3 separate regions of the Mus musculus genome follow, and regions 1 and 2 are each linked to region 3. Evidence: chromatin loops called from intact Hi-C (ENCODE). Cell type or tissue: left cerebral cortex. All regions are shown on one strand. Links, peaks and the distances in the headings refer to the core of each region. The heading gives the core; the rest is flanking DNA. Region 1 overlaps Tenm4 (teneurin transmembrane protein 4). Region 2 overlaps Tenm4 (teneurin transmembrane protein 4). Region 3 overlaps Tenm4 (teneurin transmembrane protein 4).

Evidence for each region. Peaks named below come from ENCODE experiments on the same cell type or tissue, not always from the same donor. Only the 100,000 strongest peaks of a DNase experiment are listed, where the experiment ranks them.
Region 1: it touches region 3 in a loop (2.2-fold over the local background); 3 of 42 quality-filtered maps call a loop at or near these places.
Region 2: it touches region 3 in a loop (1.9-fold over the local background); 2 of 42 quality-filtered maps call a loop at or near these places.

What each region holds. Positions count from the first base shown.
Region 1 is chr7:96,206,217-96,216,121 of GRCm38, forward strand. The region is part of intron 1 of Tenm4 (teneurin transmembrane protein 4); the gene reads left to right. Among named protein-coding and RNA genes, the nearest start is that of Mir708, 38 kb to the right of the region's middle. In left cerebral cortex, for the core only: CTCF peaks have their summits at 3,613 (motif pointing left), 4,658 and 6,512; DNase peaks (open chromatin) are centred at 3,160, 3,760, 4,160, 4,388 and 7 more places; H3K4me3 peaks cover 4,351 bases; H3K27ac peaks cover 4,044 bases.
Region 2 is chr7:96,772,751-96,782,655 of GRCm38, forward strand. Tenm4 (teneurin transmembrane protein 4) reads left to right here. Exons shown (of 33, transcript NM_001310762.1): 15 at 1,225-1,419; 16 at 5,069-5,269. Among named protein-coding and RNA genes, the nearest start is that of Gm15413, 24 kb to the right of the region's middle. In left cerebral cortex, for the core only: a CTCF peak has its summit at 6,124 (motif pointing right); no DNase peak of the experiment used is centred there.
Region 3 is chr7:96,567,258-96,577,162 of GRCm38, forward strand. All of the region lies in intron 6 of Tenm4 (teneurin transmembrane protein 4), which reads left to right. Among named protein-coding and RNA genes, the nearest start is that of Gm15413, 230 kb to the right of the region's middle. In left cerebral cortex, for the core only: no CTCF peak of the experiment used is centred there; DNase peaks (open chromatin) are centred at 4,779 and 5,933.

The DNA of each region.
Region 1 (9,905 bases), core at 2,616-7,615, 360 kb before region 3:
TTTTTTTTTTCTTTTTTAAATATTTTTATTAGGTATTTTCCTCATTTACATTTCCAATCCTATCCCAAAAGTCCCCCATACCCTCCCCCTCCACTCCCCTACCCACCCACTCCCACTTTTTGACCCTGGCATTCCCCTGTACTGGGGCATATAAAGTTTGCATGACCAATGGGCCTCTCTTTCCAGTGATGGCGGACTAGGCCATCTTTTGATACATATGCAGCTAGAGACAAGAGCTCCTGGGTACTGGTTAATTCATATTGTTGTTCCACCTATAGGGTTGCAGTTCCCTTTAGCTCCTTGGGTACTTTCTCTAGCTCCTCCATTGGGGGCCCTGTGATCCATCCAATAGCTGACTGTGAGCATCCACTTCTGTGTTTGCTAGGCCCCGGCATAGTCTCCCAATATTACTTCTCATACTTGATCTTTTATGCTGGTTTTTGATCTTTTTATCTCTGTCTTCATTATTATAAATGATGTAAATCTTTTGTATATTATACCGTGTCCCAACCTTTGGTGTAATACACATACACTAAGAAGGTCTTCTCTTCTCTTCTCTTCTCTTCTCTTCTCTTCTCTTCTCTTCTCTTCTCTTCTCTTCTCTTCCCTTCCCTTCCCTTCCCTTCCCTTCCCTTCCCTTCCCTTCCCTTCCCTTCCCTTCCCTTCCCTTCCCCCCCTATGTCTCTCTCTCTCTAATGTCATTTGTTTTCTGTGGCCTTAGAGAGCCACACAGGAGCATGAACAAATGCACTTAGCACACAGTTGGACTATCATCTGATGACAATGGACCTCATTTCCCCTCTACTTCCTTCTGAACCCGTTCCACACTGCAAGGAATTCTTCCATCATCCACCAGGATAACCAAACTGAAGAAAGATTGTTACCTTTAACTTCTAGCCCAGTCCCCTCTGGGTGGCCACCCAAAATGTCCACCTCACCATACAAACCTACTTGCTCTCAAACCTCTTCTCTTCTTCATGACAAATGCCTTAGTTTACATGAATCGCCTACTTGTTTCTGTCTTTTGTCTTCTCAAACTACCCCATTCCTTCTTTTTCCCTCCCTCCTGCTTCCAAATCATCTTGTTTCAACTGTACTCAAGATCACATCCCTCTCCAGCTATGAACCATCAATAGCTTTCCCCCATGCTTTCTTCAGAACCCTTTCTCTTTCAACCATGCCTACTGCTCTAACCTTGATCCAGTCGTGGCCTACAGCTTCCCTTGTGCTTGTGCAGGCGCCTGATGCATTTACCTGTCCTGTTCTCTTCCAGGCTGAGAACACAGCCCCTCCCACTTCACAGTCCAGCCTGCCCTGAGAAGCACCTCCTGCAGGAAGCTTTCCCTTGCCCCCTAAGCCAGGGTGGACAGATCAGGCTCACACTGCTGCTTCCAGGCATCACACCTTCTACACTGTGTCTCTTTCTAAAGGCAAGGATTGGCCCTACTGTTTCTTTCTTTTTTGAACTTCTAAACATTTCAGTGGCATGTTTATTTAAATAAGGGGGAGGAGTCTCCTCTCTAACCACCCAAACTAGAAATTAACATGGACGTATCATTATATAATTTAAATTTTCTTTAACCTATGCCAATCCCTCCACTAATGCTCTAGTCAGGCTCACATGTCACATTTATTGTCATAACAACTAAGCTGTTTCTTTATCTGAGACTACTCTGGAGCCCTCTGTCAGGACTTTGCTGTTCTTGAATAGTGCACAGCACTTACATGGAATGACCCTCAGTTTGGAGTTGTCTGACACATCTCAATGGTTAGATTCAGGTTCCTTATTTGCTGTAGAGATACCACAGAGATGGCATTATGTCCTGTGCACCACACCAGGGGGCACATGGTACCTGTCACTATCCCTGTGGTGTGGACTCTGATGTTTTGATGAAGGAGGAGTATGACAAAATTTTCTGGTCTAAAGCTATCATTGTCTCCTTTGAAGTGATCTGCATCCTGTTTGGAAATACTTTGAGACTGTTTGAATAGCACATTTCTCATCAACATCCACTGCTTTCAAATGCAAGTCCGTTTCCTTACCACCTCAAGAATGTGCAGAAGCTGAAGGCGATTTCCAAAGTTTTCACTCTCAAGCACCCCCTTCTTACCCCCACCTCAGACCTGTTGTTTTTTAAAGTCTGTAAGTGCCACTGACGGAACTCTCTCTCTCTCTCTCTCTCTCTGTGTGTGTGTGTGTGTGTGCGTGTGTGTTCTTTTTTTTCTCATTATGTTTTTATGAGATATGTCTAGGACACTGAAATCCAGAAGGCAGGAATGATTGGCTTCATACCCAAGCAGCCAGAGCCCCATTACACACCTGCCAAAGACTAAATGGTCAACAGATACTCGTTGAAGGACAGAATGTGACTGCCCTTCATGATGGTAGCCAGCATTTGATGTCTGCAGTGAGGACACATAGTTGATAAATGCCACCCAAAGGCTTGACATTTTAGTAAGTCTCAAAGGCTTTGTCGCTGGTCAGTGTTCACTCATCGTGAGGATTTTAAAAATAGATTGGGCTGATTATAAGGCAGTCTGCCCACATCGTCCCCATTTTTGCCTTTTTGCATGCAGAAGCAAGGATGTACTGAGACACCTACTACCCCAAGTTTATATATAAACTTTGTGATCTGCACAGAGTCTCCAGAGGCACAGTACCCTCTTGTTGTTGTTGTTTGTAACAGCCAATCTTTCCTTCCACGTGGCCTGGGAATCAGTACTGATCACCTATCCATCCTGAAACACTTCTTATAAAGGTAGTGGAAGATGGGAGATGGAAACTACCTCTGAGTACTTTCTATGCACCTCAGTGCTTTCTGTCCATTGTTCACTCTAAGGAGGTGGCTAGAACCTGTTTTGTAGGTGGAAAATGAAGCTAGGGGAAGGGAGCATGAAGCAGGCTTTAGGAGGGAATTTCTTTAGTTTCTCCAAAAAGCCTCCGAGTTCAAGCGGTGTCGCCATCACAGACAAATGTTCTTCCTTTGGTAATGTGCTGGCAATTAAGATCCAGACTCATGAAGGACAGAAATTCCTTGGACTATATTCACTGTCATCCCTCCTCTCCCCCAATGATTGCCATCACGACTCCGTAGCGGTTACCATGGTTTTGGGGAAGCTGTCCCAGGAAAGAAGGCCTTTCTTTAAGGCATCTTGCATTCCCAAGGAAGGAACTGTTAATTACTTCTGGCGAAAGCAACCCAGGAAAAGTGTTGGAGGTGTGGAAAAGTATTTCAAGGGGTTAGGCAAGAAGCAGGGCCAAGGACTCCAAGAGAGGTGTGATGAGAGAGAAGAGCCCGGGCTACACAATATACTAATACACAACTCGGAGGTGGGCAAGAAAACAAAAAACAAGAGGGGAGGAAGTGGAGAAAAGTAGGGGCAGGGAAGGAGAAAGTTTTCGAAAGACTGCGAGGAAAGCGAGAAAGGAGGGTCAAAGAGGAATCCGAGAAAAATACTGAAGCACTTGAGAGAATTCCAGAAAGAAAATGAGATGAGGAAATGGAGAAAGCAGCTCAGAGAAAGGGAGGACGGAGATAAGGGAAGGCATGGCACACAACAGAGATGGGTGAGCGGAAAGGAGGCCGAGTGGGCACGGGGGAAGGGGGCGCATCACCTGTGTGGCGCCCCCCGGTGCCGTGGTGAAGCCCTGTTCCAAGCGCCGCTCGGCCGGCCTCGTAGGATTGGCTCCCGCCTCCCATTCATGTAACCTGCGTGTGTGTGCGTGTGTGCGCGAGTGTGTCTCGCTCGCTCACTCGCTCGCCCTGTGTGTAAGAGAGCGAGGGAGGGGGACGAAGGCAGGCAGGCGAGCAGGCAGGGAGGGGAAGAAGAGGAGGGAAGCTATTAAACACACACACTCACACACACCCGCGCGCGCACCCCCGCCCCAGCCCCCCCCCCCCCGAAGCCTCGGGATTGCAGCTGTTACATGTGGGGCAGCAGTGCTGGCAGGAACGCCGGCCGGGAGCGGCCGGGAGCCGGAGCCCGGCGTGCGCGCGCGGCTGGAGGCTCGCTGGGGCTCCGCTCCCCGCGGGAGCTATTGTTGGTCTCACCGGAGCTGAGCTCAGAACCGGGACCTGCTCCGTCTTGGGTGCCTCAATACAACTCGCGGAGCGGCGGAGCCAGCGGCGCGGTGCCTCGCCTCCCCGCCGTCCTCGTCCACGCTTCCCCGGCGGTGGCAGCCTGCAGCCACGGTAAGGCGGCGTGATCAGCTCTACGGAAAAAGCGCCTTGGGGACCACGGCGGAGGCTCGCCAGTTCTGTCGCCCCTCTCTGCATTCGCAGGTCCGGGCAGCTCAAGCAGCTTGCTGGGGGCTCCGGGAGATGCTAGCCTGCTTCCCTGCTCCGCACTGGGGAGGGAGGGAGGAAGAGAAGGAGAGCGGGGCGTCCAGGTTGCCGACAAGGCAAGGAGCCTGGAGCCCAGAGCCTCCGCCACCGCAGCCCCGGGAGTCCGCCGCGTACTGGAGCCTGGGAACCAGTGTTGGGGGAGAGCGGAGAGGTGGGAGCCGGCCCCAGACTCTGGACCGCGGGTGGGATGGAGGTTAGCTCGATCCAGGTTCGTGTGCTACGCCGGGATCCCCTTCCCTGCCACGGCCCAGTCTCCTGCAGCCCCTCTGCAGACTCGCCCGCCCCAGACTCACGGCGGGCGCTGGAGGAGCCCACGAGGCGGCGCCGGGCTCCCGCTCTGCAACCTGCCCTGCGGGGCGAGAGCTGGCTGCAGCGGCCCCGGTGCGCGCTGCGGTTAGAGCCGGTAACCCGGGGACGCGACCCCCAAGCCGCACGCCCTCTGCCACCCGCTTGGCTCCTGCCCATCTTCGCCGGTCGCGTCGTTTCTCGTTCGGTTTGTCTCGGAACGAGTTGAGGACTGCAGGCGCCGGGTGGACTCTCTAGGGGTGCAGGGCTGTGAGTGTGTGACTACTTGCACCTCCAGCTTCGGGAAATATGCTGTGTATTGAAATGTGATCTCTGAGCTCCTTAGTCATTTTCCTAGTGATTTAAAAATGCAGTCTTTGCATCGGAGAAGCGGAAGAAGGTGGTGTCGCGGAGTGTGTGTGTGTGTCCACACCTAACCCAGGAATATCCCAATAACTATTGGGGGAGGGGGGTAAAGGGTGTTATGAATGGTCAATGCCTCTTGGCGGGTCCGTAGGTGGGTTTCTCTGGCCACTGCCCTCTTCTTCTATGCCCTACCCGCCCCCTCCCCATCCCCCGCCTAAACCAGGTTGGAAAGTACTGGAAATTCAATTGCGTGGTCTCTAACTTTGGAATTTGGTATCCCTTTCAGCAGGAGACGTTAAGACGATTTCTGCACTTGGGTCTGTGTGGACGAGAGTTTTGCTCAGGTTAGATGTAGAATCCGCCTCAGACCTGCACCAGTCCCCTACCCAGTCGCCACCTCTCCTCCACCCCCCACGCACATACAACACAACCCTGGAGAGAAGGTTTGTACACATGCAGTTAACCGTAAGCCACCAACGCAGCTATAAGGACGCAGAGTCAGCCCGGGTTTTGCGGGCATCTGAGCGCACTATTGGCGTTTGATTAGCCCTGGAGATCACCCTGCTGCTTTGTAGAGGCGCTGGTGGGGCATGCTCGTGATCCCCAGCGCCGGGGCTAGAGGGTGTCCCTGTGCTGAGCTGTACGGCCGTGCTCGGAGGATGTTCGCTGAACAGTATCATGGGCAATTATATAAGCTGCCTCAGTGATCTCCCAGATCTGTATTGCAAGCACCCGGCTCTTGAAAGACAACCCTGAAAGTTTTACTGCTTGGGGACTGTAAGTACCTGGGAGACCCACTTGGGGAATGGGGAGCTGGGTACCTTGTGCCGAGGTGCCCACTTCTGAGATGTGGGCTTTGGGTGCTAAAGCTCTGTCCCCAAGGAACCGGTTACCGAAGCAGGGACTGAGTGGGTGGAGATCCAAGATTAACCTGTGAAGAAGAACGGGTCAGGACTCAGATTTCTTTGAGTCCGTGGAGCCCTGAGATTCAGGTGTTGGAGGTGTTGTGTGGGGGGGTGTTGGATGGCCTTCCAGGGAACGTAGTTTTCGGAAAATCGGTGTTCTAGGCAGCCCCAAGACTCTTTTCTTGGCCCCTCCCTGGCTTTAAATCCAGCGTCCTTCACCTGTTTAGAAACCTGCCTCCAGTCCCTTTTAGAAATGCCCAGAGACGCCAGGCATCCAGGCCCAGGTTTGGGGTGTTTGTGGTGGGTTAGGAAGTAGAGTACTGGCCTCTATGGGGTGCGGGGGTGGACAGAAAAAATTATTATACCTAATGCGGATGCTATGGGAATGGGTGCCTGATATGGCTTCTGTTCCCTCGCCTCCCTCCAGGACTGAAAACAGTTTGGTTTCAACTGCGCTCCTTTCCACCCCCCTCCCTCCTATCTCGCTGCCTCCCTTCGCTGCCGCAGCCTGTCGCACGTTGATGGGCTTTGATAGAGAACCACAGTAGTGGAGTGTTTTTAAATCTTGTTTTTCGCCTGTAGAGGGAAAAGCTATCCCAGCCCTAGCAGAAAGAACCCTGAGGAACGCTGAAGTCTGGGGCTTGGTGGCCCTGAACTCCCTCCCCCAAGTCAGATGATAGCGTGCATGGGTGGGGAGGGTTTTGTTTTTGCCACATTCCGGTGTCCTGAAACTCCGCATCCCCTCCCCCCTGAAATCCCGGGTCTGTCTGAGTGTGTTCGGCGCTGTAAAATAAATCCTCCCCCGCGCAGACCTGTGGGGCTGTTCGGATTTCCTGCCTCTGCCATGATCCTTAACAATGCGATTGCAAAGCCAGTGCAGGGCTGGGGAAAAATCCCCAGGTGCCGACCAGCCGCGTCTTGACCTTGCTGAAGGCGCCTTTGCCTGGGTTGCCGTAGCGGCTCTGGCCCAGCCGCTGGGGCTAGGGAAGGAGTGCACCCCGGAGGCGACCGGGTTCGCTACCAGGGCACGGCGGGAATCGGTTCTCAGCCGGTTGGCTTGGGGGAGGGGATGGGCTTGGCGGCAACCTGTTTCCCAGCTCTTGGGGCCCAACACTTAGCTTCCCAGCCCTGCTGCTGGCTCCACGTGACTAACTCTCCTCTCCATCAACCTCTAGAAGCCTCCGGGATGGGGTTTCCAGGATTGGCTGCGGCCCCCTTTTCGCCAACCTGGGACTGGGCGCCCTCGGCCTTGGGGCTTTTTTTTTTTTTTTTTTATTTTGGTGGCCCGAACAGAGCTCCGCTCTAGAGGGGTGACGGAGTGGGCGGGGCCTAATCATCGAAACCCGAGCTGTGGCGGCCCAGTTCCGACCAGGAGCGCTTCACAGTTGGGGTGCACTTACCCCTCCCTTTCAATGCCTGGCCACTTTCTTTAAGACCCTGGGTGAGCTCCTGGAGGCCTGTAGCTATACTTCCCGGCTTTTCTAAATGTTAAAGTTGAGAAGAGACTGTTTTCACAGGTGGTAGTAGCGGGAGCAAGCGCTTTCTCTCTCTCTCTCTCTCTCTCTCTCTCTCTCTCTCTCTCTCTCTCTCTCTCTCTCTCGTGTGTGTGCGTGTGTGTGTGTGTGCGTGAGAGAGAGAGAGAGAGAAAGAGAGAGAGAGAGAGAGAGAGAGAGAGAGAGAGAGAGAGAGAGAGAGAGAGCGAGCAGTGGGGTGGGGGTGGGCGGTTCCGACCAGGCCAGACTCTAGCATGAAAGCCGGATTTCGCTCTTTCTAGGAGCTGTAGGACTACTGTAAAGAACCTGTTTTCTTTGGTGGGGGTGACAAGGAAACCCTTTCTCCTAGTGGGACTGGGTCTGTGCCGCTTGTCCGCTCTTGTGACTGTTTAGAGTGGGGATGCAACTGTATCTGATTCGGTAGCAGCGAAAAGCTGCTGGAATGGGTATTAGAGTGAGTGGGATTAGAGGCAGGACAGTTTGTGAGATTACTGTTCTGGGGTGGAGAAGGTGTCAGGGATGGTGAGATTCCATTCTCTAGAGATTCCTCATGTTCTTGGGTTGCCAGTCCTGCTTTTTTAATCAAGTCTTCTCCGGGTGGAAGTAGGCTTTGGGCATTAAGCCATGAAAGTACCCTGTGGAGGAAAGAGTCAGTCTTTGCTAAGGGTTGGGGGTTCACAATCAGTGCTTAGTTTAAGGAGGAACCCTGAGAGTACAGCAAATGGAATGACCTGGAATTGTAGGCAGTGAGCAGAGGTTTTAACAGAAGGGTAGGTATTGGGTTAGAGGACTCTTTCCATTAGAGTTTAATTCTTTTTAGTATAATCCCTTCAGCCTTTCGTGGGAGCTTTTTAATGGAGGTGGGACTTACAGATTTGGGGGATTGAGACTGTGAGGTCTTAGGCAGGTTTTGTGGGGAGGGCCACTTCTCTTCTGCAAAATATGATACTGCCATCTATTCTACCGTTCTGTAAGAAAGCACCGGCACCCATTAAACTTCGAGCAAGTGTCACCGGTGATCATTCTTACCGGCTTCTTTCAACTTTCTCCAATGATGTACATTTGTTGGGTGAGGTTAGGCATGGAAATAAATCAACAGCGCCCAAAGAACCAGCAACATTGCATCCAAAGTCTATTTAAAACCAGCTTCAAGTGCTTGACACAAAAATATCTTCTCTTTTCTTAGAAAAGTCATTTCCAGTTTTGTTAGAATTTGTGCTTCACTGGGTCCCTTTCTCCTGACAGAATTCCATCCTTGTGCAGACTGGTGTATTATATAATCTGGTATTTTCAGATCAGAAGTTACAACTCTGAGAAAAGAGGTGATCAGGAATTTAAGCAAAAGATTGCTGGGCAACACAAATGAGGGACTTGATGTAAGATGCTCATTCACATTCTAACTGGGATGGAGGTTGGGGGAGAAGGAGATTGGGCAAGCAGTCATGCAAATGCTCAGCCAAGTCCTCTGCTGCCTGCTGCTCCTATTCTGACAGCTGCTCCACCCAGGCCCAGCCTTCAGATGCTCCCATCCCAGAATATTCTCCCACACCCATCCATCTATCTAAACAGTGACAAACAAAGACACAATGGGGTTTAAAATCAACCCCTTGTGGGTTTGATTCGAAAAGCCTCGCTGGGTAAATCAAAGTCAATTTTAGGTCCAAGGGGCCAATTTTTACCTGACTCCTTAAATAGTTTATCACACAAGTTTATTGTAATCTAATCGAGAGCCAAATCACTCCATCCACTTTGCTCTGAGAGACAACTGTAGGAGCCACTTTGAAAGTAGCATGCCCTAGATCCCAGGCAGCTAAGCAACACAGATTCCCAAACCTAACAACTTTCTACAGGAAAGTATTTAATAAAACTTGTAAATACAAATGTGCATATGTGTATATGCATGTTTGCACACATACATATATGGTGTGTACTGTATGGGTTTATGGGTTTATTACTTTATGGTCCTTTTCTTTGTTTGCTCAGATTACCCAGGTAAAATGTTATCACTGAAGAAATTCAGACAATAGAGACAAAGTCAAAATAAGCTCAATTGCTGTTGGGGTTGCATCTTGAGACTCTATGAGTACAGAAAAAGTGAGGTCATATAGTATTTTGAATGCTTGTTTATATTTAGTGATAAAGCATATAGATCTACCCTGTACCCTGTTGTAACTCCCCTCCCTCACAGCAACAGTTCCAGTGGCCAGATGTTTTAATATAGAGCCCAGATGTTTTAATATAGCGCGCTTTCATTAAGCCAGTCCACACTTCTTGATTTCTTGTTTACGTTTAGTATTTTATTGTAGCATAACCACAGCAGTCAACTTTGTACATTTCACAGAATTTTAGCGTTTCCTCAAGACGGATTCCTAGAAAGTAGGGTTGTAGAGTCAAAGGCATGTGCTGTACTGAAGCTCTGTCACGCTTGAGAAGCAGAAGGATAAACTGTGTTGTCTACATCTTTTTAACCAGAATCTGTTTACTTTCCAGTCCCCTCTAAGCTTGGGAAC
Region 2 (9,905 bases), core at 3,316-8,315, 210 kb after region 3:
TCCATCTCTCTACCCAGAAACCTCTGGCTTTGGGTCCATTTAGGAGTTGTCCTGTGCTCGATACTAGGCTTATCCCACTGCCCAGGCCTGGTGCTCTCAGGCCATTCTGAGAGAGTAAACCATCTGTTATAAAACAGCATTAGAATACCTGGAATAGAGGCAGCAAGGTTAAGTGTGGCTGTCTTTGCTAGGCAGGCAGAATATCCACTCAGAAAGGTGGAGAAGAAATGGGGTAGAACCAGAGTCTAAGGCTTGTGGAATTCAAGAACAAAAGTCAGAAATGATTTCCAAGGCCAAGGGAATAGCATCCTACAAATCCCTCCTAGGGTGTAGTGCTGGAGACTCCGCCTACTTTAGCTACTATGAAATAGGCTTGCCCTGAGACTGCCAAGCTGGGAAGCACAGCGATTGCCTGCTGAGTGTTCTAAAAAGAAAAGACACCAGGTGGGGCCCAGCAAAGGAAGTGCAGAGAGAGCCTAGTCATTCCTTCTAAGGAGAATTACCATCTCATCTCAGACGCATGCACTCCAGGTTAAGAGTCATGTATAAAACAGCCTTATTGTATTCACCGTGAGACAGGTGAGCACTTGTACCACAATGCAATATAGCTTATTTTTAGATAGTACCCTTCATAGAGATGATCCCAAAACCTTGATACTAAGAGACAGAATGGAAAGATACTTCAAAGAGCTAAGTTGGGCTCAGCTCTTTTTGTTGGAGGGCTGTGATGTAAGAGGCTGGAATGGGGACCTGGAAGACAAGGGAAGCAGAAGCCAGGGTTAAAGACAACAGTTAGTGGTGATGCAGTGGGGGGGGTGGGGGGGGAGTGGTGACAACAGAGGGCTATCAGGAGAGTGCCGGGAGAGGCAAAGCAGGCAGCCAGGAGCCCCAGATACTATCTTTTCTACTGATAATAAGAAACAGATGGCAGTTTCCTTTCTGAAGCTCCTGGCAGCCAGGGCGCTCCATCTGAATCAGAGGAGGCCAGAGAAGCCAGCAGCACCCCGTGCCAGCCCCCAGCCGCATGCCACACACCTTCTCTTCCAACCCCAGAGGTGCTTAAGCTGCAATGAACCATCGCAGGGGAAGTGGGTGATGGGTACACAGGGGAGTTCACTACCAATCAACCGGTGTGATCAGCCGAGCGGAGGGGAGAAGAGAAGAGACACCCATGACAGGGTGCTGGGAAGCGACTCACCCAGGCTTTTGGTACTGTCTCTTCAGCATCCTGTCCCGTGCTGTGCAGTGGGAACGGCCAGTACATGAAGGGCAGGTGCCTGTGCCACAGTGGCTGGAAGGGTGCCGAATGTGACGTGCCTACCAACCAGTGTATTGACGTGGCCTGCAGCAGTCATGGCACCTGCATCATGGGCACCTGCATCTGCAACCCCGGCTACAAGGGCGAGAGCTGCGAGGAAGGTGAGATTCAGCCAGCCTGCCTCTAAGGTAGAGGCCAACCTGCTCTGTGGAATGGCTTTCAAAGACTCCTGCTTTGAAATCTGACAGAGCTCTGAGTCCTAGCTCCATCTCCTCCATAAAGCCAGGCTACCTTCCCCAGGGGGCCACTGTGAGGGCTGAACGAAATAGCCCATATCAAGCACTTAGTTCGGTGGCTGACACCTAGTAAATGCTCCATAACTGTGGCTCTTATATCAGTAGCGTTATTCGGGGACAGCCAGGCTTCGGCCTCCTTCACCCAGGGTTTGGAAATGGATGGGCTTTACCGTTTGCAGCCGATGGGCAATGGATACACTTGCTACCACCTCCTATTTCCTACCAGCCAGCACCGAGGCTCCTTCCCCAGTGGGGCAGAGAGGTTCCGAGGAAGGCTAGTCTTCTAAACCCACTTAGTATGTGACAGAGAGCCTGCATTTACAGCACCATTTTCTCTTAAAAGAGAGAATGTTAACAGACCTAAAGTAAGAAGCCAGGCGGGATCAATGTCTGAAAGGCATTTCCTGTCTCTGTTACTTATAGCCCTTCAGTGAGCCACTGAGTACTGGTGCAGACCTTAGCTTTGGAGGTGCCGGTAGCTGTTGAAGGAAGATGGCAGCCTGCAGGACATGAGGATCTTCCTTAATTCCCTTTCCTTAAATCACGTGAGGTGAAGACCCTGCGCAGAAGGGTCTAGTAGGAGAGATTCCTATTAGAACAGTGGGATGTTTCACCTGAGCATGTCCATGTGGCATTCTCCAGACAGAAGGACACTGGACAGTGGCCCACGGCTGTGGGATATTTTTTTTCAAAGAGAAAGAAGTAACGTTTAGAGCTCTGATTTACGTTATCCATTTGAAATGAAGTGTTCCTCCTCCTGTTCTCCTTTCTGAAGAGGGCCATCTGGGACTGATCTCTTTTATTATTTCTCGTTCTCTGCTAAAACGTGTTTGTACAGTCTCATGTTTATAATAATGTTTTGGGGGCCTCCTTCCTCCCTCCTCCTCCCCCTCCTCCCTGGGCTCCACGGCTAACGGGTTTCCCGTTTATAAAACATCAGCTAACAAGCTTACTTTTTTTCTCTCTCTCTTCCTTCTGAAGTTTATAGCTCCATATTTTTTTTAAAGCCTGAGAGAAGGCAAAGGCAGGAGGCTTGAAGGGGGACCAGGGGAGGGGCAGGAGAGTGCAGACTCAGATCTTTTGGAGTGAAAAGTGAGACTACGCTGCCTTCCCAGTCCTGAAGGGCATCTAGTGGCTTGTGTGGTCACTGAAGCATGGAGCATTTGGGGGTTGGGGTAGTAGGGAGCCTGTGTTTGCAGCCTGGCCGTGTGGGCACCGTCCTCCATTAATGAGCTAAGCTTCTGCAAGGAATTTTGGCTCTGTGAAAGAGAAAAGGGGGACTGTCTGGTATGCCTTCTAGAAAGAATCTAAACCAAGTTAGCCCACCTCCCAAGCACCTACTCCCTCGCAGGCCTGCTGGTACCTCCTGCATTACACATAGCTCCCAGGAGATAACCCATGTTCATGAGGCTGTCTCGGTGTGAGGGAAGAAGAGAGTTTTATCCTTGGAACTATCCTGTCACCCACAGGCCCAGGAGGAGGCAGACCCAGGCCACTCAAAGCCTCCTTGGCAGAAGGCTACTGTAGCACAGGTAACAGCCCTCAGTTGAGGATCAGAGCTCAGGGCCAATGGCATTCATCAAGTCTAGCCCGGGTGCCAGGAGCTCCTTGTCCCTGTCACACGGAACTCTGTGAGCTTCCCTATGCTTCTCAGGTCACCTGGAAGCATGGAGACCAGATTCTTAAAGAGAAGGCCTCTCATTAGCTCATCTTAGTCTTTATTCTCCTGAGACTATGGGGTTCCCTTTGCTGGTTCCCCGGTCCCTCTGTGTATGAAAGGACAGGTCTGCAATGACAAGTACACTTCACCAAAACTGATACCCTCCCAGGCTGCACTCAAGCATTGGATGTGTACAGGATCCACCCTGAGGGCACCCTGGGCTCCTCGGAAGCAGGGTCAGCCCAAAGCTGGGGCCAGGCATTCACAGGATGGGAAATGCTTTCCTAGGTCTCTTCGTAGGATTTGCCAAGTTGTTTGCTGTCAAGTTGGAAAGCTCTCTGAACCAAGGGAATTGCCACAGTAGTCTAATGGGCTGGAATAATCCTTCTGCGGTTCCGGGATCTGAGGCCCGTCATGAGAATTTATCACTGCTGTTGTCTTTATTATTTTTAATTACCTGAATTTCAGCAGGTCATGCTTTAGCCGTTGTTAAATGGTGTCTGGAGACCATAAGAGAAGAGTCATTTGCCTTCGTTGGGCCTTATTAATCCCCCACACTGTCCTGTTTCCTTCCCTGTTTTGATTTGGCTTCTATTTTTAAACCACTTCATGTGTTTATGTGAGCATATATGCGCAAATGTATTTTTGAACCAGTCAGATTATAAGAGAAAATAGCAAGCAATCTAGACAGGAGAGAGAGGATGAAATGTAAATTCCTTCTGTGCTGCCTTGGAAAAATTATTTAATGAAAATAATAGATTAAATAGAGCTACATAAAAGGCTTAATAGCCAAGAGTAGCACAGACAAGCTTCTAAATGAGTGACAACTTTTGCTACTGTCATTACTGTGATTTTAGAAGCTAGTTACTCTTGGTCCCTTGGCCTTCTCACTTACCACTGAGATTGCCAAGTAAAATTCCTTTTAAAAATGAGGTGGCAAAAGAGCTGGCTCCACAGTCTGGTCCTCAAAACAAATATCCCAGAATGCTCTCTTTCATAAAGTCTCGGCCCCTTTGTGCCTGTGACTCTTTTATACCCAGACCAGGTTTCCAGGTCTGGGTATAAAAGTCAAATATTCTGGATTATAAATGAAATTAGTTAATACATTTGAATGTTTGAATTATAGACAAACACATAGTTTGCATAAGCCTCACTACTCAAAGTCCTGAGAGGATGTAAAAATAACCCTCTTTGATGCTATAGTTCATATAGTCTCTTCTGACCCTCACTGTCACTGCTGGCTCCTTGTAGCAGTCAGAATGGTAGGGATTCTTGACGGTGTCTGTTTCATAGTTAGAAAGCTCAGAGCTTCTATTTAATGAAGAATTCTATCTTAATACAATAAAGCAGAAAACAGTAGAGGAAGGCACCCAGCATCTTGCCAGCATCTTGCTCTTAGTCGACTTGTATATACATACAACACACACAGAGAGAGATGTGCTCACTCACACACATGTGCACAATTGGGTGCATACACACATACGCATTAGAGGAAAATCCTTTCTGATCGATTTTATCTGTGTGTCCTTCTGAACCCTAGTTCCCCCATCTGAGACTCCTCCTCCCTCGTTGCAGTTTTTGCAAACATGGTAGGCTCTGGGTGCCATGCTGATGCTTGTTGGACATTAATACTCAGTTTACCTCACAAGCCAAAGGGCAGGGACTTGTAGCCACATTTTTCAGGTGACGAAACAGTCTTGGAGAACTGGGAACTCAGGTCCACCATTCACTGAAATCCTACTCTTTACTGAACCTGTTACCTCCCCTAGTGGACAGATTAACAGTGTTGTCCTTCCCAAGAGTCTCACACTGCTGTCCCAATACTCACTGTACCATCTTCCTTCCCTGTCACAGTGGACTGCATGGACCCCACATGTTCCAGCAGGGGTGTCTGTGTCAGAGGCGAGTGCCACTGCTCTGTGGGATGGGGAGGCACCAACTGCGAGACACCCAGGGCCACATGCTTGGACCAGTGCTCAGGCCACGGAACCTTCCTCCCAGACACAGGACTTTGCAACTGTGACCCAAGCTGGACTGGACACGACTGTTCCATTGGTAAATACCGGGGAAAGGGTTGGCGAGGGTGGAGGGTGGGTTCGACTGTTACAATTTAACCTTTCAGCACTGGTGGGGGTGTGGCCCTAACTGCAAACTCCTCCTGCTGTGGACTCATTTCCTCTTCCTTGCCCTTACATTCTAATCTTTGATGCCTTTCCTCTTGGTGAGCAGATAATTTAAAAACTTACACCCTCCCCTTGTTCAGCCTTGGGATTCTAAACTGTGTTGTACTGGGCATTTCTGCATAGCTCTAACCAGAATGATGAGAGAATGAATTCAAGGAGGAAAGATTCGTGTCGGATCACAGTTTTTCAGAAAGTTCTTTCCAGGATTGCTTAGGGCATGCCATCTTTTGTAGAGCAAGAGCCAGGAGGGAGGAGGCGGGGATACTCACAGGGTGTGTCCACAGTGGCAGTGTTGATTACTTGCCTGGTTGTTGTGACAAAATACATAGTCAGGGAGCCTGAAGAAGAAGTGAGGACAGGCTATAAACCCCCAGGCCCACCCACAATGACACACTACTTCCATTAAGGCTCTACCTCTTAGAGGCCCCACAACCTGCTCAAATAGCACAACTAGCTAGGGGCACAGGATGCTAACACCTGTGCCTTTGGCAGACACATTCAAACCATAGCAGTGACCTGCTGCCTCCAGCTGTGTTCCAGCTCTCCAGGCTTCCAGAACATCCCAAAGTATCATCACCAGATAAGGGCAAAGCGTGTAGCATAAGAGCCTGTGAGGAACATTCAATGTGAAATGATAGCAAGTGTCGTTTATCAACACTGACAGTAGCGCCTATGATTCCAGATGTGTTTTACTGAGACTTATCTAGTGCAAGGCCACAAGGGGGCCTGAGAGAGCTACAAGAATAGGGGTCATGGGGAAGCACCTGCCCTGCCAGGCTGTCCTTTTAGCTCTGTCCTTTCCTCAGAATGAAAGATGAGCTCAGTATGGATTTTAAGGTCCTCTGAAATCTGCCCCCCAATTCTTTTCTGGCTTAGTGCTTATACTGGACAGCAATTACCATGGTTATGCTGTAGCAAGTGTGTCTGTTAGTGGATACAATCCCAGGACTCAACATAGGCCTGGCCTACTACACCTGCTTGGTAAAGACAGATGGACAGAAGGATAGATAATGAATGGACAGACAGGCAGATGGATGGATGGATAGATAATGAATGGACAGACAGACGGATGAATGGATAGATGGATGGGCAGGCAGACAGCCACATGATAGGGCATCCGGTTCTACAAAGAATAATACATTACCAACCTTCTCTCTATAAGCACCGCCCTGTTTAGACCCGCAAAAGAGGATTAAATGAGAACACACTTGGACTACCTTGTACAGTATTGTTACCAGTAGGCTTTATACACATCTAACAAGTCATTTACTCAATACAAACCCCTTGAAAGAAACTAATCAGCATCCCCCTTTCCAATTCACACCACACTTTAGCACACCTACTGTGTAATGGGTACGATTTTTAGCTAGATATGACAGAGAGATAGGAAAGTGCCCGCTTGGCAGTGCACGAATTCTGCGAAGTGGAGAAAGGAGACTTACCTCAAATCACTGTCCAACCAACCGCTCCACACTGCAAAGCTCAAACCAGCTCATTATGGTATAGATTAACAGTTCTGATCATGATCAAGAGAGATGGCTTTGACCTTTTTCTAAAATGAGACCCATGCCGCATTCATGCCTTTAGAATACCTTGAATTACCTTTCGTGCTGAATGGAGAATTGCTGTTCAATGCACTGTCTAAATTGGACTTTTATCCCTGTTTGCAAAGCTCACGTAAAGACATGATTGTGAGCACAGATGTGCAGAGTCTCAGGAATAATTCTCTTTATATAGCTCTGTTTATTGCAATATAATAAATGGTCCTCTTAAAGCCACGCTGCCTTGTATTGTTCATTATGTGGCCGAAAAGCTAATTTACGATGGGTCTATAACCCGAGTCTTGCACTGTTAAACCCCAATGAAACTCCACAGCCGGGGGGAGGTAGAGATAGCTTCAGCTGAGCTTTCTGAGTGCTCTTCAGTTGTCTGTGAATACAATGATGACAAACCCGAGAGAAGGGGGTTAGAGAGATGGCTCAGTAGGCAAATGCTGTGCAAGCATGAGGATTTGAAGCCAATCCCCAGCACTCCTGTAAAATGCCAGGTGCTACATTATGAATCTGTAACCCCAGCACTGGGCGGGGGGAGGGGGCGTGGGGGGGGGGGCTGGAGAGGGAGGGCATAGACAGGTGAATCCCAAGGGCACTCTAGCCAGCCAGTGCAGCAGAATCAGTGAGCTCCAGGTCCAGTTAGAAATTGCGTCTCAAAAACTAAATGTTGAAAGCCATCAAGGGAGAAAGACAATATTGATCTCTGACCTCTGTATTCATTCTCATGCTTGTGTGTGTGTACTACCTCCACACCTGTGCATACACACACACACACACACACACACACACACACACACACACACAGGATTCATTTGATCTCATCCTCCTTAGTCATAGGTCCATCCTTGTGGCTATAGCTGATGTCAGACATGTATGTGGACTCATGCAGAAAGACATAGGAGAGTCCTGTGCTGGGGAGAAACCCTGAAGCAGATAGATCTGGGTTCAAATCCTGGCCAAGCTACTTAGTCGTTATAATTTTAGACCAATTGCATCAACCTGTTCTACCAAAATAAATGGAGACAGTGTGATAAGAAGCAGGCTAAACCTTGAACCCAGGGCTGGTGTCTGAGTCTCATGGTCCTGACTCACCAGTGTGTGAAATGAGCAATAGCCACCCTAGGTCTTATTATAGGCATGCAGAGGATTCTGTGCTCACCATCATCTCTAGCTTCCATGACTCTGTGTGTGTGTGTGTGTGTGTGTGTGTGTGTGTGTGTGTGTGTGTGTGTATGTGTGAATATGTGTCTGTGTATCTGAGTGGGTATGTGCCTGTGTATCTGTGAGTATGTGTGTTTGGTTTTGTGTCTGTGTGTGAGAGTGTGTATGTACCTCTCTCTCTCTCTCTCTCTCTGTGTGTGTGTGTGTGTGTGTGTGTGTGTGTGTGTGTGTGTGTGTGTGCATATCTGTGTGAGTGAATGTGAGTACTGTCTCCTTGGCTGTCACTTCAGCTCTGGAAGCCAGTACTTCTGCTACAGGCTACTGTATGGCATCGGCAGGGCACGTAACTTTACTTCAGTTCCCTTATCTAAAAATACAGAGACACTAACATGCATCTGCGTGAGATATGTCACCATTAAATTAAGTCAGTGTGCACACAGATAGCAATACTCATCCCACACTATGCACGTGATATCTCTCCGTAACCTCACTTCCAAGGGTTCTTTCACTGAGAGGAGCCATTCAAAAACTATTTGTGAGGCCAAGCAAGGGAGGCCTCATTTCCTGAACCCACGGTAGCCAAGAAGTTCATGTTCAGGGACCTCTTTAGAGAGCTGTGGCCTCTGTCTGTCACAGAGCCATAATGGAAAACCTTGTTGCCTAGAGCAGCTTCAGCAAGTGGCTTAACCCTTTCAGCCCTTGGTTTTCTCCTACATTCACTTACCCTACAGGCCTGGCACAGTGCTTCCTGTGTCATTTGTGACTCCTGCTTCCTGACACATGAGGTAGGCACAAATACTGCCCAGTCTTCATCAGGAGATTCAGGCCAGTGGGCTTATCCTACACAATCCTTGTACCATTAGAGGTACGGACTGCAGGTTGATGGGTTGACAAAGATGGCCACATCTGCCACCTCCTAGGAGAAGAACCTGTCTCCTCCGTGATGAGTGTCTAGTTCCAAGAACAGGATTTAATGAAGGTAGCTTAAACCAACACATCCTGTAATGAAATGTGAGCTGGGAGGGTCCTCAGCACTCTCATAGGGTATCTTATACAAGTGTTTACTTAGGTCCCTGCTTGTCAGCACCTTGGCTTCTGGCCCCATCTCAGAACCTTCTCCTCCAATCCAGGCTCATCCATGTGGTGCTCCTTCCTGACAAGCCAGACAAGGCAACTGGAGACAGAGTCTCAGAGGCGACAAGGTCCAATCTCTCACCTTCAGCACGTGTGTCTTTAGCTCTGGGCCCAACAGTATGTCACTGGCTAAATCATATTGCTGGTGGTAAGGGGATATGATCTCTACCAGTTTTATAGAACGGCTGGACTTTGGGAAGGAGAAATGTCTTGCCCTGCTTAGAGACAGAGTTTAAATTAAATCTGGGCCCTCTGTACCTAACTCTTCATCTCCTGCCTTAGATACTCTTCCCATCAAAAAGAGGTCTCCTTGCCAGTATCTGCCTCCTTATGACAAGCAGTAGTATAGAAAGTTTATTTATAAGGCCATCTCTTTCTTTGTGCTCATTTCATACCAGCCACTGAGCTTTAAGTTGGCCAGGATTCGTAAGATCCCTGCAAAGGTAATTGTGATATTGAGTGTGATGTTGAGTACAGGTGAATCTAGAATAGTCATGAAAATGAACCTCTGGATATATCTGTGAGGGAGTTTCTAGAGTAGGTCAACTGAGGCAGGAAGACCCGCCCTAAGTGTGAGCCCACCACTCCATAGGCTGGATTTCCTAGACTGTGTTAAAAGGGGAAAGCTGTCTGAGTACCAGCATGCATTATGTCCTGTTT
Region 3 (9,905 bases), core at 1,743-6,742:
GTGGGGCCAGCATACAGCAGGATTCACTGCCCAAATGTATGATCCAAGAGACGGCAAAGCTTCTATGCCGAAGGCATACGGGGCAGAGTGAGGAAGAAGCCAGCTCCAAGCGTCCCTTTGCTGAGTGACAAGTGCTCGTGAGTTATAATGACATCCACATGGTGCCATCTTCCAGGGAAATGCAGGAGAGACCTAGAGCCCGAGGTTTGGATCAGGGGATTGATCATCTAGGTAACACCTGAAATTCCAGACTCAGAAACAATACAGGTGTTTAACATGAGCACATTAAGCAGCCCTGGCATCAAGACACTCTTATGATTCAGGGAGGGGCTGTTTATCAGCAGGTTCCCAGACTAGTCAGGATCATCCTTGCAAGCAGAAGAAGTCTCTAAGATGCAACGTCAGGTCTGCTGTGGGTTAGCTCTTTTGCATGCTGCCCTTAGATTAGCCTCCTGCTTGATCAAAGAATGATCCAAGCAGACCACCTGGTACATACTTCTCAGGACAGCATTGACGTTTTTTTAACACTCTCTGTCCTTACACACACTCTTAACCAGTGGCTGTACGTTTTAGCTGGGAGAACTTGCCTGGCGAGGAACACTGGATGCTAGTACAGGGAAGAAGGGAAGAAGAAATGAAATGATGTCTCTTCAAAGAAAGCAACTTGTGTTTAAACGAATCTCGCAGTAGGAGCATGTTTCTAGGTGTGTGGTAGTGGGTGGGTTAAGCTGGGCAGAACAGTGCAGAAATCTTTCTTTGTTTTGACTATGCAGTGGACTAGCTTGCTGCAGGAAGTCAGGGGTGGTCTCAACCTAGGGGTTCATAGTACAGAGGAGACAGTGGACAGCCCCTACATAGCCACCTTGCAGAAGGACACCTCAGTGCTGGGATGAGCACTGAGTGGCCAGCAGCCAGCCAATCAGGGAAGAACTGCCACAGAACCATGGGAAGAAGCAGCTGTCCCTAATACTAGGCAGCGTGGGCGCTGTTTGACGCTTTGTGGTTTGGATGATGCTTTTGGGCTTTGCCTGAATTCAGAAATGACCCCAGGGTGTCCTTGTCTTTGGCTTCATCTACTGTAAGTCACAGAATTGTCTGGAGCTGGAGTATAAAAGGGTGTTGGTTGCTTATATCCAACAGGAAAATGCCACAGTCTGTGTAAGCTGAGGGTGTCAGGCCAGTTCCTGGTCACCACACAATTCTTTTTTTTCCCCCTCTTTTATCTCTATAATTTACTTTTCTCAATGAAATGGCAGGGTACCCAGCAAGAGTCATTTAAGGGAAGGAGAATGTCTTCTAGCTCAGAGTTCAAGCGTGCAGTCCTTCGAGGTGGGAAGGCATCTGAGACAGCGGGTCACTTTGCATCCACAGTCAGGAAGCAGACAGGGACAAAGGCTGGCCATCCTCTTATTTCCTCTGCTTTATTTGGTCTTGTCCTCTAGCTCATTGAATAGGTACTTGGACTTATGGTGGCTCTTCCTACCTCAGTTAGTGACAGTCGAGAAACTCTTACACAGACGGCCAGACAGTCTTGATCCTCCCAGGCTGATGATGAGTATTAACCATTATAGTATGCCAAACCAAAAATAAAGAATAGAACATTGATAACAGGTAGGAGAACCTGCATTGAAAGCCTTCAGTGAACTGTATGTATCCTTCACAAATTCCAATGTTCAGGGGACATAATAATAAAAAATGGCTTATTTAATAATAGTATAATTATACTACTGAATTAAGTGCTATTAAAATTTATTTAATAATATATATTCTGCAGTAATTATTACAGGCCAAGTATAAATATACTCTTTAAAAACCCTTATTTTACCTTCTTGTCTCTATAAAACTGCTATGTTCTTTTGGAGCAGATAAGAAAATAGGAACTGAGACATGTTAGGCACCAATCATGCGATCACTAATTTAATAAGTGGCAGGGACCAAGTTCAAGCATAGATATCTGCATGACTCCACATTCTCGTCACTGCCTGGAGCACTGTTGACTTGCAGATGTCATGGATATTGAAAGACATGGCTGGCCAAGCTGTTTTCATGAGCCTAGAGTAAAACCTTTGTGACAAATTTGATGCATGTTCACAGACAGGGAATATACAGGAGCCCCAAAAGGCAGAGGGGAAGTTCCTCGGAGCAGCTATCATAGCTGAACCAAGTGAGCTGGTTGCTGCTGGGTATCCTCAGAAAGCAAGGTAAGGATTTGTCTATTGTTTGTTCCTATGTAGCTGGCTAATTAGTCTAAAAAGTGCCGCCCATTATTGATCAGTTTTGTATTCCACCACAATGATGTCTTAATGAAGCCCACAGTCTACAGCTCAAAAATGGGGTGAAAACTTTAAAGCGGATGTGATAGTTAACCTTGCTGTCCCCTTCGGGGGTACAGGACAGTCTCATGAGGGTATTCTTCAATGAGCCTTTTAACTATGCCTCATGGTTAAATGCATCCTTTTTTCTTTACATTTAACCTTTTTCACAGGTCTGTGTATGTCTTGGCAAAACTGTAGCATATGCATCTTCATGGGTTCAGAGCCTGGACATGAGAGTCCATGAATACACATGGGTTTGAAGGTATTCATCATATATCCTGCCCATCATGCCCATTATTTGAGAATGCTAGCTAGAGATCCAGGAGAATGCAAGATATAGAACTCTTACACAGAATACAAGACTGAGTACCTCAGAACAACCCAATCCCCAAATCTCTCACCTTGCCACTTCTTTGCCACTCTGGATGAAAGAAGCCTGAGATGTAGGGTGGGCTCTTTCTGAAGTCTGCAGGATCCTTCCTCATTTCCCCCTGGCTTCTGATGAGTTGCTGGCCATTCTTACCATCCCTTGGCTCGCATCATGGCAGCCTCTGCCTTCTGTGACACGGCCGTCTCTCTATCAATGTATGCATTTATTTCTTGACAGTAAGGGCAGATTGGATAAAGGGGCCTCTAGCTCCAGTGCGACCTCATTTTACAATTCTAGCCATAGCAATCTTATTTTCAAATATGGCATGTGCTGAGGTCTTGGGCATAAGACATTAATGTGTCTTCTGAGGGAAAAACAGCCAGCCCCATTAGAAATGCCTGTTAGGCACCAGGCACTCTGGTAGGCACCATGATTTCCCAGGCAGAAGTAGGATTCTTGAATTCATGGGCCTCATGAACAGCAGGCAAGAAAGAACACTTGAGTCTGAATGGTGGACCGGTTGCCACTTCCTACAATGGACTCCAGGGACCCTGAAGCTTTTCCCTACTCAAGCCAAGTCAGACCTCCCAATCTATACCCCTTCTTGGTGACTCAGCCCTTCACGGGGGACAGGATGACCCCAGAACACATTCCTGCCTGGGACTACAGAAGTGACCCGGCAGCAGAGCCTGAGCAACATTGTGTGTGGCTGAGTACTGACCTGACAATGTGTCTGTGCTGAAACCACTGGATGCAAGCACCTGCAAGTGTCAAGGGAAGGTGCCCTTGACAGTATGTGAGTTACACCAATATACGTGTTCAGTGTGGAAACAAATTATGCCAGTGCTTGGGAAGTGTGGTAACAAGTGTGTATGGATTTGAGCATAGATGAGGGTGTGTGTGATGGAAGGTGAGGGTGGAAGAGAGAGAGAGAGAAAGAGAAAGAGAGAGAGAGAGTGAGGATTTTCTGTTAAATACCTGTTGTATTCTAGAATCAGCCAACAAGCAAAGATGAAGTCTTTTCTCCCATTATGGAAGGAATTAATAATTCCATTATGAAGACTTCCTAACTTTAAAAAAAAAAAAAAGCCATCTAGCTAGTGTTTGTTAATTAGGAACAGGTCCCTGGGAAGCTGCTGTACAGCAACACCAATAAATCACTCATTAACTGTCCATGGCTGCCTGCCTCCAAGTCAGCTGTATTGCAACTCCAGAGGGAGCTAGGCCAGGAAGATTTCCACTTCAGACCTGTCAGCTGGGGAGAGTTGTGTGTCCCCACCCAGTCCTCCTGTGGGCACTCCTAAGTCACACCAGGCCAGATAGGGCTGAGTCAGCACTCCTAGATTCCTAGACTTATGTCTGTCTCTGCATCCAGTCCTTCCAGTCCCCACTTGTAACATCACTGGCATTCCTGTTCTCTGGTCTGCCTTGACTGGTTCCATCTTCATCATGTTCTCTCCGAGCCCTGGTCATACGCTTCTCTAGTGTCTTACGGCTCCTGTGCCTGTACTTCTACTGACACCTCCCACCACAGACATGGTCCTATGGGTACTCCTCTTTAGCCAGTGCCAGCCAATGCTCATAAAGTAACAGCTACTAGCAATGCTTTAAATTCTTATCTTTATCTAAAACCACCATAACCTGGGGAGGATAAGTGGAGTAACTCTTAGTGAGAACAGAAACTTCTCTTGGGAGTGATGAGAATGTTCTAGAACCAGGTAGTTGCAAAAGTTGCATGACCTCCATCCAATGCTACTGATGTTTATGGGGACAAAAAAGGACAAAAAAAAAAAAAACAAAAAAAAAAAAAAACAAAAACATCCAAACAAATGAAAACAGAAGGAAAATCCTAGGACATCTTATCTTCTTTAAATATACTTACAGTTTGGTGTCTTGCAGGGCTTTGCAAAAGTATGCTTTACTGAGCAAAACCCTCAGCCATCACACATTCATCCATTAGATCGGTTCTTGGAATATGGAAGTGTTTGGGGTAGGAGGATTCAGGCTAACAAGCTGCAGAATACAATCTGTGCGGTCCTCCAAAAACTAAAACACTCCTTTCTATACTTACCTCTACTTTATATACAGAGAAACCTCCGAATCATGAAGCCATGGACCTTGCCAAAGTCACAGCATCCTAAGGAGCTCTGCTAGGATATGGATCTCAGCGTTTTGCTGTTGTGTGTGTTCAATGCCTTTAGCTTCCTCCTTGTTTCTGGCCCAGCACCAGCTAACTCCACCATAGTATGACTAAAGAGTAGGAAACACAGTCTTGATGAAGGTACCAAGGACTGTGGCTCCTCCTCCTCTGACCTGGAACTCTCCTGGCCAGCCTGCTTGCCTTTGGACGAGGGCCTTCCATTGAAGCACTTTCCAAATCAGGCTCTGTCTAACATCTTAGCGAGACATTTGTATGAGCACTCTGCCCTTCTGCCTAACAGGGACCTCAAAACCTGTGACGCTGGAATGAAATGCATTAGTATGTTTGTTTTTGAAAATACGTGGAATCTGTCTCAAATTTAGAACCTGCTTTTGTGCTCAACTAAAATGTGTTGAATGTTTTCGGGATAGTAACTCCAAAAATTATATAGTGATACTTGGTCCGATGAAACTATTATTTAATCTGGTATAGATAGGGGAAGGAACTGTCAGAACTGAAAGCCTTTGGCCTCGGGAGCTGAGGACTCTTCACCTTGGAGCCAAATCCAGATATAACCCTGGAAGCGTGCAGGGTTATAGTTTGGTAGAAAAGGGATAAAATGGGCCACCAGTTCCCCTCCCCAGGGCACTGAAGCAGACAGCAGCAGCTGCATGTAGTTTTGATTGTCATAAGTACAGAACTGTTTCAGAGACAAGAACCAAAAAGTTCAGTCCTACCCTGAGTCCAAACAGAGACCAGCGGAGCACTGTGGGGGAGAGGGGATATTGGGGTGCTAGCATGGGCTATTTTCTTTTGACTCTAGGTTTCAAGTTCCAGTTTCGAGACCTATTTGCCTATTCATTCCCGTATCCTTGGTACTGTCCAATGTGCCGTCAGTACCTATACCTGCAGGTCCGATTTTGGCAATTATCGATAGAAACAGTATTTCTGTATTTGCAAGCCTGCATTTGTGATGGAACAATTAGAGGCCAATCCTGGTGTTTCCGTGATTTAACTGGCTTTGCTTCTTCTGTTAGTCAGACTTTGCTCCGCATCGTCTCTCAAGGATCCAGAGTAATAGAGATTGCATTTTCTGCAGCAAATGGCTTTCTGGCTGCTTTTCACAGCCCATGGCTCTGCTTAGTCATATGGCTCTGCCTAACTACAAGGGAGCAGAGAAATGTGTAACTACATAGATGGGGGAAGGAGAGAATATGGATGCAGGTTGTGATATAGTTTTTGGCTGTGTGCAAGCACTAGACCAGTGATTCTCAACCTTCCTAACGCTGAAGCCCTTTAATGCAGTTCGTGTCATGGTGATCTCCAACCATAAATTTATTTTCAATGCTATTTCATAACTGTAATTTGGCTATTGTTATGAATCATAACCTGAATATCTATGTTTTCCAGTGGTGGTCTTAGGTGACCCCTGTGAAAGAGTTTCTGACCCACAGGTTGAGAACCACTGCTACCTTGCCCCATCTGGCCTATTATAACAAAATGACTTAGGCTGTAAACTATAAACAACAGAAAGTTATTGCTGGAAGTTCTGAAGTCTAGGAAGTGTAATATCAGAGGATCAGTAGATTCCTCGTCTGGTGAGGGGCCTACTTTCTTGGTTCCTTTTCTATGTCCTCACATGGTGGGAAGGGGAACAGTTTCTTCAAGCCTATTTTATAGATGCATTCATTCTAGAAATAAGGGCAGAGTTCCTATGACCTAATCAATTCCTTGGTGCCTTAGCTCTTCAAACTAAGAGAATGCCTGAAATTAGGTTTCAACGTATGAATTTTTCAGGGACATAAACCGTCAGGCCAGTTGGCAAGGCAACTGTGGTGATGCAGTGAGGGATGCTAGGGCATGACTGTAGAGAGAGATAATAAGCTGAGAGCTAGACATTGTTGTGTCTGAAGGACCCAAGGAACCTCTAAAGCCAAAGTGTTTGGGAAGCACTTGAATATTAGGGCCAGAGGCTTAGGAGAGTTTTCCCACTTTCCCTAGTGGCTCAGAAATTAAAGGTGTGGGGGTGACCTCTGGGGAGAATAGTGCTTGCCTCCGGGGATCTCAAATTACACATCGATCCCAATACCAGAATTGCTTTTTTAAATTGTGTGACAATCTGGGTGCCTTTGAAATGGAGTCACTTCCTGCTTGACACTTTCCTAAGGCCCAGTCTCCCCAGCTGGGAGAAGTCACAGCTCCCTGGGCTTCTGCCACCCCACCCATCCCCCAGCCCCCACCCCATCCCACCCTCCCGTGGGTGTTGGGATCCTACACTGTCATTGTTCAGAGGCAGAGTCCCGGGGGTGGCATTTGTTCACCAGTCCTGGTGCCCAGGTGCTCAGGTAGAGTTGCTTGAACAAATGAATGAGTTAATGACAAGCTATTCAAAACTACTGGATCCCTTGTGAGACCCAAAATAGTCCTTCCACACTGGAGAGGCTTTTTAATAAGTTATAACACAGCAAATTAAAATAAACATTTGTCTAAACTTCCACCAACCAAGTCTCCTGAGGGTTGAACACCTTTTCATCTACAAAGTGCTTTCAAAACAAGAGCTGATTCTCCCCCTCAAGGCCCCTGGATATTGTAAACAGTAAACACATTCAGAAATAGATTAGCATTCAGTAGCTACGTTGCTGCAGGCTAGTTTTACAGAACACCTTCTCGGGAAAGAAAAGTGAATTGTCTTTGGGATTTTTTTTTTTTTTGGTGGGGGGTGGGCAGCTTCCACATGAGGCAGGGGTTGTGTCAAAGGCTTACAGCATCGTGGTGTTATGCTCTCGAGGCACATGTAGGGCAGGCATTCTGCTTCCTGCTTTAGAGATTTCAAGCACTCTAAGGTTCCAAGTCATAACTTGTCCAAGGGCACGTAATGGATAGATGAAAACCAAGAACTTCTCTTAAGTTCTGCTAATGCCTCAACCACCGGCCTTCACCTCAAAGGTTTATTTCCCAACATTTGGTCTACAGATTGCCCAGACTAACAGCGTACAGGGGGTGAAGCATGGCCCCAGCCAAGATTTATTAGATGAGACTCTGGAGGGAGAAGCTCGGGAATGGCATCTTTAGCAAAGCTCCCAGAGTCGTCTTTGATCACCTAGACCTTATGCCCATAGCGTGTCTCACAAGCTGAGAGAGATGTCTGTCTAAAGGGATGAGAGGGGAAAATCAAAAGGGAATCACTGGGTCCAAACACCTCATGCCTCGTGTTGAGTTTGGCAGCTCAGCTCTGTGCACAAACCATGTGGCAACGGCTTCCTCCCCCTGCCTCTGCAGGCTGCGCCGGCCAAGATGGAAAGCTTCCTCTGTGCCCTGCTTTTCATGGCAAGCCTGGGTGGATGTTTTCTCTCCACTCCATATGGATTTTGCAATTAACTCACTAGAAAAGTAAATCACAGGGTGCCTGGAATAATGAGTGCAGTGAGCAGCAGACTGCAGCCAAGTAGACTGGGCCCGGATCCAGCATGACTAAGGTTGCTGGGCGGGCACAGGAAAAAGGCAGGAGGCTGGAGGCTAAAGGAAGGCAAGGGCTGAGGGAGGAGGAGAGCAGCCACTGGGGAAGATGGAGGACCTTTGTGAACGTGAGGTTTAGGTTCCGTGTTCCTGTCCAACTCGTAGGTTTCGGGTTACTCTGACTGGCCGTACTAATGATATCATTTTGCAGAAAAAGAAGCTGAGACCCAGAGAGACACCATTGCTCCCCAACTTTGAACTTTCCTAGGAAGCCTCCAAACCTATCTCCTGGCCTACAGGGATCTTTTCTCTCATGTAGTAACTAAGTAGGAAGAACCCCTTCCTCATTAGCCTGGGGACAACTGGGAGCCTGAGAGAGAGCTGATCTGGGGGGGGGGGGGTGTGCAGCTCCTCATCTGTGAAGTGGGATGGCGATTACTCCTAACTGACAGCTATCCAATCTGGTATCTTACAGAAGAGCATGTTAAACCCTGCGTGGCACACAATAGGACCTTTGAAATGCCACTCACCTTTAATGAGTGGTGGTTCCTTCACAGACAAAAATACCATTGAATGACACAAGGAACAGAGACATGAACAAGCTATCATAGGAAGTGGGGTTTCTAGAAGCCTTGTGGATCGAGAAGGAGATAAGTCATGGAAATCAAGAGCAGTGGCCAATGCCTCTGGTCATCCTAGAGACTGCTGCTGGTGCTGAGTCTACTGACTGGGAATCAAAAGGCCTAGGACACTGCCTTTCTTATCATCCTACTTCTCAATGGGCCGGTTTAATCTTTCAAGATGGTGGGTTGAGCCCATCTTTGCCTGGAAAGCTTACTGCACGGGCAGAACCATGAGATGCAACTTGACTCCACAGGCTCTAAGAGACACTCTTGGGTCAAGCTACTAGCCACTGCAGGGGAGCCATGGGCACACATGCACTTACCATGGGTTCTTTTTTCTTTATTTATGTTTATTTTCAGCAAGACTGAAGCCTGGGCCGGGGCCTTGTCTGTATAGTGCATATGGGCCACCACTGAGCTATATCTCTAACCCTCCTTTGCTTTTTATTTTTCGACCCCTAGTTTGCTCATGATGGCCTTTAATTCATTCTATAACCCAGGCAGCTCTTGACTAATAACCCTCTTGCCTCAGCCTTGCATGTAGCTGGGTTACAGGCCTGTACCACCAGGCCTGGCTACAGGATGACCTCTTTGTCATGAACAGTCCTATCTAGATGTCTGTTATTCTGTCTCCTTACTCTAGATCCATAATTAGTCATCAGAGAAGACTAATAAGAATAGGAAAAACTGATGGCATGATTAGAGACAAGTAGAGGTTCTGTTTGCCCCAGCTGGAAAGTTTGGCAGCTGCCAGAAAGCCTTAACTTCAGACATGAATGCCAATGTCCTTAGTCTGAGAGGGTCTTACCTACTTGCCGGTTGATATGACTCTTTTCTGCAAAGCTGTACTGGGGACCCTGTCCTGGACCTGATGCACCCTTCTCTCTGGCCATCTCTGTATCCTGTAGGTTTAGTTTACAAGTCAAATGAAGGTTTCTCTCTCTGCATTTCCAAGCCTAGAAATCAAACTGGGCCCTTTCTGCTTCCAGCAGCTTCCTGAG